Linked DNA regions of Mus musculus: region 2 is linked to region 1. The links are chromatin contacts, found by Hi-C or POLR2A ChIA-PET in ENCODE. All regions are on one chromosome and are shown on one strand. Each heading gives the region's core, a stretch centred on a gene start or an enhancer-like site at or near the end of the contact. The rest is flanking DNA. Distances are from core to core; before and after follow the strand shown. Region 1 has its middle 10 kb from the start of 2810030D12Rik. Region 2 holds the start of Tmco3 (transmembrane and coiled-coil domains 3).

The links. A loop is a pair of places that touch in the nucleus more often than their neighbours do. ChIA-PET counts read pairs that join two places held with the same protein, here RNA polymerase II (POLR2A).
Region 2: a map of v-Abl transformed pro-B cells shows a loop between it and region 1 (3-fold over the local background). The contact joins the promoter of Tmco3 here to the enhancer-like site in region 1. A Hi-C loop is called at or near these places in 1 of 37 maps with a recorded cell type or tissue (v-Abl transformed pro-B cells). POLR2A ChIA-PET finds 5 or more read pairs at or near these places in 4 of 5 experiments (Patski and embryonic stem cell).

The regions. Positions count from the first base shown.
Region 1 is chr8:13,207,362-13,214,630 of GRCm38, reverse strand. No RefSeq gene overlaps it. Among named protein-coding and RNA genes, the nearest start is that of 2810030D12Rik, 10 kb to the right of the region's middle. Within about 2 kb of position 4,775, at least 1 of the 3 ENCODE cell types and tissues checked has a DNase peak (open chromatin) inside an H3K27ac peak, as active enhancers do.
Region 2 is chr8:13,284,399-13,291,387 of GRCm38, reverse strand. Tmco3 (transmembrane and coiled-coil domains 3) reads right to left here and starts at 3,375. Exons shown (of 13, transcript NM_172282.2): 1 at 3,001-3,375. Dcun1d2 (DCN1, defective in cullin neddylation 1, domain containing 2 (S. cerevisiae)) reads left to right here and starts at 3,262. Exons shown (of 7, transcript NM_001024504.2): 1 at 3,262-3,584. The coding sequence starts at 3,582.

The DNA of each region.
Region 1 (7,269 bases), core at 3,526-6,025:
TGCCTCCACCTCCGCCTCTGCCTCCTGAGTGCTAGGATTAAAAGCATGCACATGCTCCACCACTGCCAGGCATGGAACTTGCTCCATGCATCCAAAAGCGCATCATCACTAATTAACTCAGAGTAGTAGCCTGCTAGAAAATCCGTGTGCAGACTCCTGCTAAGAAAGCGTTGAGATAGCCGGGCGTGGTGGCGTTGAGACACTTCCCATACAAGCGCAGAGGGCTACAGGCAGCAACCTGCCTTTGTGCAGAGGGGTTTTGGCTCCATTTTGCTGAGGGCTACTTCAATGGTTCAGTCCCAGTGACACTAAGGGAGTGGGAAATCCCCTTGCCTCTGCCTTTCCCCTGTGACTTTTCCCCATGTCCTCGGGTTCTCTACATCTAGATTCTGTTCTCTGAGCTGGGTGCTGGACATTGTGAGAGACTGGGAGGCCCTGAAGTCATGTGGTGGATCAGTGTGCCTGTCCAGTTTTCTGTACCCAGGTCCCCGTGACTCTTGATTCTCAGGCGCCACCAGGGGGCACTGCTAACCTCCAGATGGCAGCATTGGCAGGGCTACAGGGCACAGCTGCAATTGTGCAAACCCAGCAAGTACAACCAGCTGCTGCCACTCTCCGTGGCCCTGCGACTTTACCAGACTAAAACTGAGGTGAATGGAGCATGGGGGAGGGGCAGGCATGGCACACAAATTCACAGGTCATTGCCTGGGTTTCTAGGGAGATGGGGTAAGACCTAGAACTCTAAATGGGACACTGCATTTAGCACTAAAACATTGCTGAGCACAATGCCTACTGGTATGGTTGTGGCAGGGGTTGGGCCTTCCATGCCCTGGCCTGATGTTGTCTTCTAGGAGGAACATACTTCCGGCCCCTGGCCCAGCCCCCAAAATGGCCCCTTCAGCAGAGGGGAGTATTGTGGTTTTGTTCTGCCTTGAGAGGATGGAAAAGCACTCTCGTTTAGCCACTTCCTGCCCTCTGTCAGGGCTCCTCAGTGCCTCTGAGAGTTCAACAGAAGGCCGCAGGATGAGGTGAAACCACCACAGATGAAGCAGATGGCAGAAAATAGTCATCTGTGGGCTTTCTGTGGTCAGCAACCACTGAGCACCCCAGTGAGCAGGTACCACGCGGCAGCTAGAGCAATGAGGAGAACAGATACGCTTGCTAGGTCATGGTGACCCCTCCTGAAGGCCTGAAGGGTCAGGGGACTCCTGATCGTGTGCTGGGACATAACAACAAGCATTGGGTCCACCATGTGACTACACAAACATCTCTGCCACCAGAGGTTCTGACTGGGAGAAAAATGGGAAACAAGATCAGTGACCATCTTTGCTCTTCAACTCCTCTGGAGCAGCGGAGTGCAGACTCAGATTGACCTGCGTGGAGGTTCATTACGTGGAAAAACTCCCGAGGGTTTCTGGTGGCAAAGGCTTGTCATCCTGATGCATCTCCTTACCAACACGGGGCAGGACCTCAAGCTTTCACTCTTTAGGTGACAAGGTAGGTCTCCTGGACGCTAGCCAGCAAGGCGTGAAGCCTGGACATACTCCCCCCCGCCCCGCCCCCCGCCCCGCCCCCCGCCCCCGCCCCCCGCCCCCCGCCCCCGCCCCCGCCCCCCGCCCGCAACAAAACAAAAAAGAGAAGAGGCAGAGTTTGCCTTATGGGACAAACATTCCTATGTGTAAGGAAGACATGGGTCCATTCACAGCAAGAAGCTACAAGAAATGCACAACACACACACACACACACACACACACACACACGCACGCACGCACGCACGCACGCATGCACTTCCACAAAGCACCAATAATCAAAGAACTGAGGAGATACGAGATTAAAGGGACAGAAGAGTAAAGCAAACATGGACCTGCTGAGGTGCAGACCCGATGTCCATGGTACTCCAACAGCCTCAGTAATGCCCAGCACAGCCTCAATGATAGCAGAAACAACAGCACCCGCAGCACCCGGTGGATAGGACGCTGATGCTCACCTCTGCCCTTGAAAAGCCTCTGTGTGACGACCATCCACGAGGAAGAGTTTAGGGTCATGCAGCCATCTGGGCATTGAAAGATACACTGTTCTGAGGCTCACACAGCAGAGCCACTGAAAACTGGAAACATCAAGTGGGTGAGTTTTATTGTATATAGGTCATATTTCTATGTTGCTAGGAGAATGTGAGGATTTACCAGAATTAAAAGGCATGGTACTTAAGACACAGTTCTGTGGTCAAGAGCATTTGCTGCTCTTGTAGAGGACCTGGGCTCAGTTCCCAGCATATAGTGCCTTACAACTGTCTGTAACTCCATTCCCAGGGGTGCCGATGCATTCCTCTGGCCTCCTTTGGTACTTCATGCTTGTGGTGCATGTATATGCATCAAAACACTCATAAAAGAAAAATAAAGAGGGCTGGAGAGATGGCTCAGCAGTTAAGAGCACTGACTGCTCTTCCAGAGGTCCTGAGTTCAATTCCCAGCAACCACATGGTGGCTCACAACCATCTGTAATGGAAGCTGTTGCCGTCTTCTGGTGTGTCTGAAAATAGCTACAGTGTGCTCAAATAAATAAATAAATCCTTTTTTAAAAACAGAAAAATAAAGTCTCAAACACAGCAGCAGCAACAGGCAACAAAATTTATTTATTTATTTATTTATTGTTTTTTGTTTGTTTGTTTGTTTTTGTTTTTGTTTTTCCGAGACAGGGTTTCTCTGTATAGCGCTGGCTGTCCTGGAACTCACTTTGTAGACCAGGCTGGCCTCGAACTCAGAAATCCGCCTGCCTCTGCCTCCCGAGTGCTGAGATTGAAGGCTTGCGCCACCACACCCGGCTGACAAAATTTATTACAAGCGAAGAATGCACACACACATAGGTACACAAAAACACAAATAACACACAGAGAGAGAATTAGAAACAGAGAGACAGAGGCAGAGAGAGAGAAACAGAGAGAGTCAGAGAGTAAAGTACAGAGAGAAAGACTCTCTGCAAAACAGAGAGGACACTGATAGCTAAATTCCCTGGGCCAACCTAGGTCTTTTAAATTGTTCTGTTGTTTTGGTAGCACAGGGCAAATTCCCCTCCCCTGATAGTGGGCTGTTCCGTTTAAACAAAGAAAGGGGAGTATATATGCCCACACTTTGGGTAAGCATGCTTAGGACAGGCCTTGTACATATCTGACCAGCTTGAACGGGAACGGGAGCGCTGGAAGGATCCCCCCCCCCAACACCCCCATAGCATCCCCAGGCCTTTTTTTTTTTTTTTTTTTTTGGTCTCAGGTCGGGAGAACCCGTTTGCCACCATGATTCTCTCTCTGTGACCTTTCCCATATCTCTCTGCCTTCTAGGGATGATGTTTATCTTCTGCTCCCGCAAAAGGAGAGAACTGACCCCTGAAAGTTGTTCCTCCACCTCTGCACCATTGTGTTCGGTGCCCCCCAAAACAAATCAACAAATAAATACATAGAAGAAAAAAAATTAAATACGAAAGTATGCTCGTCTTTTCGATGACTCTGACAGAAGAAAATCAAAGTGTTCTATTTGCATACTCAGAGCTCTTCCGAGTCGCTGAGCCCCTTGCGGACGCTCCTCGCAGTCTTCTGTGGTGGAGCTTTCTTCTGCAGACCCTGACCTACCAAGTGGGAACTTAGCCAATAACTCAGAAGAAATGGAACAGCCCGAGTGCATCTGGTGAAGCGCCTGAGACAAAAGTAACAAAACTGTGTCCACGCTGAAACAAAAAGTAACAAAACCATGTTCACACCCTGGGACCTACACTCCCATCACCCTTGATGACAGAAGATGAAGGAAATAAAAAAACACAGAGGAAAGTGAGCAGGGTTCTATCAGGTGAGGCATCTGGATGGACAGACAGCACACAGGAGTGGCAGTGCCTGTGCAGAGCAGGAAGCCGAGCTGTGCTGTGGGAAGAAGGGGATGGTGGGGATGGATGCGCAGCTATTGAGCCAGTCTTTAGTCCACACTCAGGACGATCCCAAAGCTGTTGTTTGTACTCTGCCAGCTTTAAGAGGGTATGGGCTGGGAAGATGGATCAGCCGCTAAAGGACTGCTCAGTCAACCGGGCTGGAGGTGGAATCCCAGCACCCATGTGGAGTGGCTCATAGCTCAAGCTCTGGGGTGTATCTAAAGTCAGCTATAGTGTACGCATATAAATAATAATAAATAAATAAATAATATTTAAATAACCAGTACCCCGGAGCTCTTAACTCTAGCTGCATATGTATCAAAAGATGGCCTAGTCGGCCATCACTGGAAAGAGAGGCCCATTGGACACGCAAACTTTATATGCCCCACTACAGGGGAACGCCAGGGCCAAAAAGAGGGAGTGGGTGGGTAGGGGAGTGGGGGTGGGTGGGTATGGGGGACTTTTGGTATAGCATTGGAAATGTAAATGAGCTAAATACCTAATAAAAAATGGAAAAAAATAATATTTAAAAATTAATAAAAATAAAAACAAACAAACAAACAAAACACAGTGCAGCCCTGACATTGGTGGACAGGATTCAGTAGGGGTGGGAGAGGCTGGGAGCCAACACTGTCTTTTGCCTATGCTTTCAGACAGCTGTAAGTAAGGCTTTGGCTTAAGGAGTGGCAGGGGTGGAACTGGCTGTTGATAAATGTCAACAGCTTCTAAAAATAAACAGGCCAGAGTCCCAGTGCTCAGAACTTGTGAGGTTAGTCCCCACTGGAGTGCAGGCCACCCTTTATGGGCATCTGAGCTTCTTGCTTTGACCTTACATCAAGAACAAGAACCCTAATTAAGTCAGCTTCATTCAGGGTTAGTCCCTGGCTTCCCAGTGCCACCTCCAGTCTACGCCACAAAGACACCAGGCTGCTACTTGACAAATGGCCAAGCTGCCCGCTGTGCTTGACGTGTGTGTTTACGACACACCAGTCCCCAAGATTATGTACCAGATGCTAATGCACAGGGAGGGCATGGCTTGCTATAGGTGCATGCTTGTAATCCCAGCATCCAAGAGTCTGAAGCCGGAGAATCACCAGAAGTGTGAAACCAGCCAGGGCTATGTAGTCTGACTATCTGAGTTCAATACCTGAACCCCACACTGTGGAAGAGATTGTTGGATAAGAGAACTGTCTCCAGGGAGCTGCCCTCTGACTTCCACATGTGTGTGTGCAAGAACATGCATGTGCACCTGTGCATGTATATGTGCACACAGGCACACAATAAATAATAACACAAATGAATGTAAAACAAAGAAATAAACCCAAATCAGGGAGATGGGCAGGAGCAGGGGGAGAGGTTGGTCAACCAAAAGCAAGCATGTTTGAAAAATGTCACGAGGGCACCTGTTACTTTCTATGCAAATCAAAAATATTAAATTAAACTTAAGCTAGATTGAGAAAGAAGGGCAGGCGTGCAGCTGGCAAGCTGACGGATGCTCTCCAGGCTGCTCTGGCCAGCTGACAGGGGAGAGGCAGGGAGAGTCGCATTCTCCATGGGGGAGGAGCCTCTTGGCACAGATGTTCCCTGTGGGGAGGAGCAGGTGACTTCTTCAAGGAACAGGGTGAGGCTGACAATTCTGCATTTTCCGGAGGCCTGACACCACCCAGGATTCCGTTAAACCCACCAAGACATAGACCCAACCCTGGAAGCTGGACCAAGCCTTTCTCAGTGTCTCATTTCCAAGGCTGATAAATACTGCAACCTATTAGTTTTCATATTTAGGTATCTCAGAAGTAGCATTTCCTTACAGGGACCACAGTCTCCAAATGTGCTTAGTCACTGTTCTGCAGCAGGGCAAGAAAGCCAGAGGCACTGTTGTCCCTAGATGGTCCCACTGTTCCTGTGTCTAAACAGACACTGCCAAGGCTGGCTGCTCACACCCAGAAGGTGGCAGTCAAAGCCTGTACCCTGCTCCTTCAATTCTCTCTCTCTCTCTCTCTCTCTGAATTATTTATTTTATGTACATGAGTATACTGTAGCTATTTTCAAACACACCAGAACCAGAAGAAGGCATCAGATCCCATTATAGATGGTTGTGAGCCACCATGTGGTTGCTGGGAATTGAACTCAGGACCTCTGAAAGAGCAGTTGGTGCTCTTAACCACTGAGCCAGCCCCTCCTCTTCTTCAAGATATAGTCTCACTAGGTGGCCCAGGTTGGCCATGAACTCCTATATAGCCCAGGCTGGCCTCAAATTCATAATCCTTCTGCCTCAGCATCCCTAGTCCAGGCATGACTAGCTATACCTGATCTATACGTGATCTAGTCATGAGCCGCCATGACTAGCTATACTGGTCTATTTTAACATTTTATTATCACTGTGTGTGCACATGTGTGTGCTCGTGTGAGTGTGGGTGTATGAGTGCCACACTGTGTGTGTGAAGGTCAGAGGACCACTTTCAAGAGTCGATTCTCTTCTTCCACTGGTTTTGGGGCAGGGTTTCCCTTCTTGTTTCTGGCATGTAGTGTGCTCCAGGTAAGCTGGCCCAAGAGCTTCTGTCTCCATCTTTCGTCTTGACATAGAGCTGCTGGGGTTACAGATGTCAGCCATTGTATCTGGCTTATTTACACGGGCTCTGGGGATGGGGCTCAGGCCATGAGGTTATGTGAACATTTGGTTTTTTAACCTCCTGAGCCTACTTGCTGGCTCTGTTTTAATTTTTATTATTTCTCTTTATTTTGAGACAGGACCTCATGTCTCAAACCCAGGCTGGCCTCAAACTCCTATCAAATCAAAACCATAACACTTTCTCTCTCTCTCTCCCTCTCTCAGAGAAGATAAGAGACGTTTATTTTGGAGATAAATGTGAGTGACCATGGCCGTGACCATGGAACCCAGAGAGAGTTAGTTTCCCCTAAATTCTGGGTTAACAGTGTGGAAGCAGTTTTACGAAGTTTCTCTAGTAATGGAATAAAGTCATAAATAAATAAAAATGAATCAAGGTGCTTTTCAAATACATTGTTGGGAGCATCAGAGAGGCTGGCTACAGGAAAACAGAGAACCCTGTTGTAGGCCTCACGTACTGATGGTACCTTCGGGTTTGGGCTGGTGGAAGCGAGTGAATATTTTCCAAAGGGAACCTGGTTCTCTATGCATTCCAGGTGCTCCACCTCTGTCACATAGCTTCGAGGACTGTCAGGAGAGATTAAAGATGGCCTGAGATAAGTTGGCTCTGAACTTGCAACATTCCAACCTCTCCACATTGGTTGATCAGTCTCCTCGCAGAAGGTTCAACTTGAAAAAGCAACTCCTTTCTGGGAAATTTCGTGCATATTCCCCAAGAACTGTCAAAACCT
Region 2 (6,989 bases), core at 2,126-4,625, 78 kb before region 1:
ATCAGTAAGAAGCTCACACAGCTTCATAAACTGACCCTGTGTGAAGAAAAAAAATCCATTTGACTTAAGAGGAGCCACATGTCAAAAGTAGAAGAAAGAGAGAAATTCCCCATCACCCCGGAAGCCCCTGGCTCCCGATACACTGATGGTGTGCTCGGTCTCCCTGCTTGCTTTCAAAATCCTTTTGGAGTATTGCTAATTTTCCAAAATGAGCCGTAGTTAATGAAGCACGGGGATTAAAAACATTCACAAGAGTCTGGCCACGCCTGGAACTCTATGTCTTAATCAAATGTCCATACCGTTTCCATCACTGAAATGCAGGCCCGTTCCCTTTCCCTCCGACGGGAGACCTGACACAAACACATGGGTGTTTGGCAAAAGGGCAGAGAGAACCTGGTTCCTGAAGTCTCGTTTAGGGGCGTGAGGAAGTTCTCAGTGCCAGCTCCAGCTGAGATGACAGGAAAACACTGGCTGGGCAGGTGAGAGAACTGTGTTAGAAGCCGGTAGCAGCAGTGCTCAGTAACCGACCCTGAGAGACAGTGATCTAGGAGGCCGGAAAACAGGCTGAAGAAGAAACCAAGGGAAAGGGAGCTAAACTCTAGGAATCGGATGTACATGGAACCCCTGGAGTTATGCCCACAAAGAAAACAAAATATACCACGTTTATACAATTTACAGCTCATGGATATACCCCCTCTAGTCTCTTAGCGGAGCCTCCAACTGACTGTCCTGCCTGGACAGCATCCTCCACCCCCAAATATGCCAGCATTTCACCTCCCTGGGAGTCTGCCTCCTACACACACACACACACACACACACACACAAACACACACACTTACTTCTCTGCTACCCCCATTGATTTTCCAGACCTGGGCTAGTTGTAGCAAAAATAAAAGGTGGCATTTCTAAAGACTCTAACTCTACCCAGGAGAGGGAGGCAAGCATTCTGATAAGACCAGGAAGGGAAAGCCAATGGAGACAGGTTGACAAAAACAAACACAAGAACTTGGATCTCTGAGTTCCAGGACAACCAGGGCAACACAGACAAAATCCTTTGCTTTCTGTTTTCCTTTCTATTCATTCCTCTGTGTGTGTGTTTGTGTGTGTGTGTGTGTGTGTGTGAAAGAGACAGACAGACAGACAGAGACAGAGACACAGAGAGACAGACAGGATCCAGGGTATCGCTGTATAACTCTGGCTTAGTTCTCACTCTGTACACCAGGCTGGCCTCAAACTTAGAGATCCTCCTGCCTCTGCCTCCTGAATGAAGCTAGGATTAAAGGTGTGTAATGCTGTCCCTAGCTTTATTTTCTTTCTTTCTTACTTTTTTCTTTCTTTCTTTCTTTCTTTTTTTTTTTTTTTTTTTTTTTTTTTTTTGAGGAAGAAACCTTCTGAGAGTCAAACTCCAGGCTACTTTTCATTTGGCACAGCAACATCAATACTTCCGGCATAAGAATCACATAAATTCCTAGGCGTGGTGATTCAGCCTTATAGTCTCAGTCATGAGTTTATTAAGAAGAAAAAAAACCCTCAAATCCATTTTTGAAACACAATGTTTACTACTACATAACTAGGCTACTTTCAAGCATCTGCTTCTCCTGCCTCAGCCTCCAAAGTAGAGCTCTGCTCTCTACAAGATGATATAAAAAAGGAGAAATGGATGAGACAGCAAAGAAAAGTCTCAATGGGAAAAATTACTGAATTAAAGCCTATCTATCTATCCATTCATCTTTCTATCTATGTATCTATCTATGTATCCATTCATTTATCTATCTATCTATCTATCTATCTATCTATCTACCTACCTATCTATTTTTGAGGCAGTCTTACTATGCAGCCCTAGCTGTCCTGGAATTAGCTATGTAGACTAAGCTGGCCTCAAACTCGCAGAGATCTGAGTCTCTGCCTCCCATGTGCTGGGATTAAATGTGTCTTCTTCCATCAGCAAAGCCTATTTTAACTCTAAAGTACATTTTAAAAGAGCACCTGTACCCACATGAACATAACAGGTAGCTGCCAAAGATGAAGCACTTCAGTAGCCGGCCAATCCTTGAAACTACTTTGGAAAAAGAAATAGAGAATATAATACAGAAGAGGAATAAGATGCCATGCACCAAAGGAAGATAAGTCAAACAGAGGCAGAGCAAACAGCCTATATGACTTAGAACCAATGAACCATGGCTTCTTGGTGGTGCCCAAAGGGCTGTTCAAATAGCTACTTTATTTGTTCAGGAGGTGCCAACTTAAATCCACAAAGAGAGGAGACACAGAGCCTACTCACTAGCCAGCTGCTTGTTCTTTTTTTAGTTAGGGAAGCCAAGGAGGAGAAAAAGATCTATGAAGAAAGAGGCCCTTTCATCAGTAGCAAACACTTCTCTGGTAAGTAAGCAAATCTACATTGCACCCCAGGAAGATGAGATGGATGCTGACAATAAATAAACGAGAGGTTAAACCCACTGGGCCAGAGTGACCTTCCCTGTCACTTTCAACTTACTTGATTGGTTTTACCACCTAAATTAAGAAATTAATGTGTAAACCATCTTGGTTTGATTGTTGACTCTGCCAACCTCCCTGGCTGTATAAGCTTAAGTCAAGTGTTGCAGGGCACCCACATCCCTTATTGAAAGAGACAATCTTGGGGCGTCTTTCCAGGTTTATCTTTAAGAAGAGGCTGTCTGCGGGCAGCCTCACGGGGCGGGACAGAGAGACTACAAAAAATTACAGGGAAGAACAAAAAAACGGGAGGCTCGGGGAGCTGAACCTCCGAGTTTAGGTGAAGTCTTGGAAACGGTTGTCTTCCCCCATACCCCGAAAGAACTTCTAGGAAAAGACCCTCCACCCCCTGGAAAGTAGACAAAGGCAGTCTCCTAGGAAGGATCCCCTTTGGAAGAGACAAACCAAGAAGGAGCCCCGGGTAGGAGTCGCCAGGATTGAGCAACCCGGATGAGGACCCCGGTGGAGCGCATCTCAGGACAGAAGTCCCGCAGCTGCAGAGCTTACCCCGATGGAGGAGGCCGCTCTCTGGACATGCGACCTCAGCATCACTGTCCCCGATCGAGAGTTCCCCGACGCAGCGAACCTCAGGGCCGCCAAAGAATTGCCCTCATCTCTTTCCTGGCCTCGGGACCAGGACACCGAGGACGGCACCGCCCTCTTCTTACTTCAGGCGCTTCTGACGCGCAGCTGGAAAGTAGGTGCGGCTCCTTTAAGCAGGCTGCCGATGGACAGCTCCGTCGTCCTTCGCGCGGCGCGATGCACGCCGGGAACTGGAGTCCCGGGAGCCGGCCGGCCAGCCAGCTTCCAGAGAGTGCGTAAGCCTAAGAGCCTCAGAACAGCAACAGCCTCCGAGAGAGGTTACGATGTGACCCAAACGCTGTGCCTCGGAGCTGAGGGGCGCCTGTCCACGCTGCACGCGGAGAGCCGAAGACGGAGCGAGCCCCCCCAGTCACCTGAAGGGAGCGTTCGAACACTGCGCCTGCGCAGAGCGCCTGCTGCTAGCCGCCGCGGCAATCGCCTGCGCAGAGGAAGAGCGGCGTGCGCTTGCGCAGAAAATTGAAGTCGCTTCGGCAGCCTTGGGGAGCATGGTAGGTGGCTAGCTTTGCGCTCTGCAGGTGCGGGCCAGAGCCGGGCGCGGAGGTCACCTCTCTGTGGCGGCATTAGGATAACCGAACCGAGAGGCCGGGCGTGCCCGTCGTGGTGTTGAGGGAGGGCGCGGTTGACTTGGAGTAGCATGGTGTGAAGAGGGGTGTGAGGAGCCCAGTTGGATCTCCGGGGAGGGCAGCGGCGCCGGGTCAGCTGGGTGCTGACCGGACCGGAGGGCGGGACGGGGCTGTGCGACGGGTGACAACCTGCCTGCTGGGCGGAGCCGTCCCGCTTCTGAGTGGACAGTGACGCCGATTGGGGCGGAGCTGGCAGAGCTTTGAAGCCGTCAGCCCGGGGAGGTTTGTGGAAGAGGTGGAAGGACGCGATCCCCGGAAGGTGGTGCGCAAGGCTCCGCGGGGTTAGCATGGTTTGCGATCCGCTCAGCTCTCGCCGCGGCGAGGATATCCCCTACTCGCCCGCTCTCTTCCTGAGATCAGGCTGGGAATCCTGGAGGCGGGGAGGGACCGACTGGACGCCCTGGAGGTAGAGGAGGGTTTGCCTAGTAGAGCCGTGCAAAGGCCTGGACCGCGGGAGGACGCCTGACAGTCCCATTCCTTGGGTCTCGGGGTAGCCTTGCTCCGAGAGGATGCAAGCGAATGGGAGCCGAGGAAGACAAGTTTTGTCTCTGTCCTGGGAGAGATGTCGGCTTGGCTTGGTTTGCGTAGAGGAAACAGGGGAACTGAGGACCGAACCCTGGGGAGGGAAGAGGGGATGGAACCAATACCGAGAAGGACGAGGCTGGAAAACTAAAAGGTTTGAACCTAGAAATCAAGAAATAATGGAGAAGAGCTGCAGAAAGACTCCTCTGACCAGCTGCTAGCAGACTTCAGCGGCCAAGCCACTCACCTGCGCTCTTGGACAGGAACGTCACTGGGGAAGGAAATGTTGGGAGGCTCAAGATTTGGGAACACTTGGACTTGATGCCCTCATTTCCAGGCTTGCACATGGCAAAGCACAGTCAATCTGTAGTGGGCCGCAAATCTGTTTGAGCAAATGTTTGTCCTATGAGCCCTTTGAAATTGACCATAAGAGGAGGTATTTTGCTAAGTGTCTGTGGAAGGACATTTTACAGATGCTTTCTAAAATCTTATATGGGAGCACTCTTGTGCCTAGGTTGTGTGTTATTCTTCACAAGATAACATAAAGTGTATGAAACTTTTCGTACCAGCTTCTGTTGTTTGGAAGGTCCACTTGTCCTGTATCTCTTTACTGATTGTCACCTGCTGAAACAATTCTAAACAGCTGCTGTTGTATGTGAGGAACTGTGTTGAGCTCTGTGGGAGACTATGAAAACATAAATCAGTGGCTACGGGCACTTCTAGCAGCAGTCTACTGTAAATTTAGTTTTGAAACATCTGAAATTGATGCAGATAAGTCATTGGAACTGTTAGGCAGAGAATGTCCCCCTAAAAGGTTGTCCCTGAAGGAGTTCTGCTAGTCTCTTCTTGATGGTCTTTTTTCTAAGTGTAATATTTTATTGCAATTTAATTGACCAAAAGCGTAAAGTAAAATCTGCCACTCCAGCCTGAATTGTTGGCTCAGCACCAATTGCTTGTTTTCCAGAGGATCTGAGTTCCATTCCTGACACATACTTTTACTCCCAGCACTTGGAAGTCAGGGTCAGGCAGTAATCTAGATTCAAGGTCATCCTGGTCTATATAGCAAGTTCCAGGCCAGGCAAGCCTATACCAATTCTTGAGGTCAACTGGACTGTCCAGTGTTAGTTGAGGATTTTTTCATTTTGGGGCCAGTGGGATGGCTTTACAGGTAAAGGTAGCTACCGTCAAGTACAATCCAAATGGTGGGTAAAGAGGACCGACAATACAGTTGTTTTCTGATCTCCACACACACACACGTTGGGACACATACACACAAATTACATACGTTTTTTAAAGTCCTATGCATTTTAAACACTAGAATAATGGAAGAGAAAATGCCCCCAATGCTTTGGCTTCCGTGACAAGGGAAGCTCTAATGAAAGTCACTTGCCTGAGCAGACCTTAGCATGGATTTCACACACGGATGGACTTGACGCTCTCTTAATTTGTCTGTAAATGTTTGGTTTATGAGGCATTTTTCATAAGAAAGTTATTACCAATTCCCATTTCTTCCCACTGAACCCCCGTTCTCTTAACTTTTTTAATGCAAAGCAAACACTCCTTAGATTTATCTCTTGATTATTGTTTTTAAAAACCTTTATTACTGGAGCCACAGAAATGGCTCAGCAGTTAAGAGAACTTTCAGGGAGACTCAGGGTTGGGTTCCAGCACCCACACAGCAGCTCACTGATGTCCTTGATGTCAGGGATCCGTCACCCTCTTCTGGCTCCCATGGGCACTAGACATGCAGACATAAAATACACATAAAATAGAAATAAATCTTATCATTTCTTTTATTCTGAGGTGGACATGTGGAGTCAGTTCTTCCCTCCTCTCCCCCCTCCCCTCCCCTCCCCTCCCCTCCCCTCCCCTCCCCTTTCCCTCTTGTGTAGGCTCTGAGGGTGGAACTCAGCTGTCCAGCTCATGCAGTGAGCACACTGAGCTGCTTCGCCAGGCACTTTCTTTATGGCGGGAGTAGTGGGGAAGACCATAAGGGGTGTGGGGTGGAGGGTCTCAGTATGTATCCTTGGCTGGCCTGGAACTCACTATGTAGACAGGCTATCCCCAAATCAGAGATCTAGTTTCCTCTGTCTCCCAAATTCTGGGAGTAAAGGCCTGCACCACCACAGCCAGCATCTGGATACGATGTTTAATCTGTAAAGGCTAACATCAGACCATGTGACTGTGGTGCCAGCTCCTGGCTCCTCCTGTGTGTAATACACTGCTGCACATGTTGGTACTCTCCTGAGGTCTGCAGTTGGTGGGGGTATCCTATATAGATAAGCCAGTTTTAATATATCGGAGGGGTCTGATTATTTCCCTGTCTCCACCTCTGCCCACTCTCTAACATAGAGGTCATTCAAAAAGTCGGTGAGTGCCTGATGTACTTGTGTCTATGACGTAGGCTCTTTGCAGTAAGTGAAGCTAAGTTGTCATACACTGGGGGTGGAGGGTGACTTTAGGAGTTATATGGCTCAGACCCAGGCGTCATCCTGACTTCAGGAGTATGTCTACAGTGTCTTGACTTGCAGCACTCTGTGGTGTTACGCTTGTCAATAATAATAATAATAATAATAATAATAATAGTGTGGCTGCTCCAGAGACCTATCCGGTGGGTAGACCTGGAGGTTCTTGCTTGCTATCCTGAAGTTTTCTTTTAGGGTACAAGTTTATAGTGATTAGTGTGGTCCCAGTACTGTGCACACCACCCCATCTAGTTCCAAAACATTTCATCACCTCAAAGAAAAC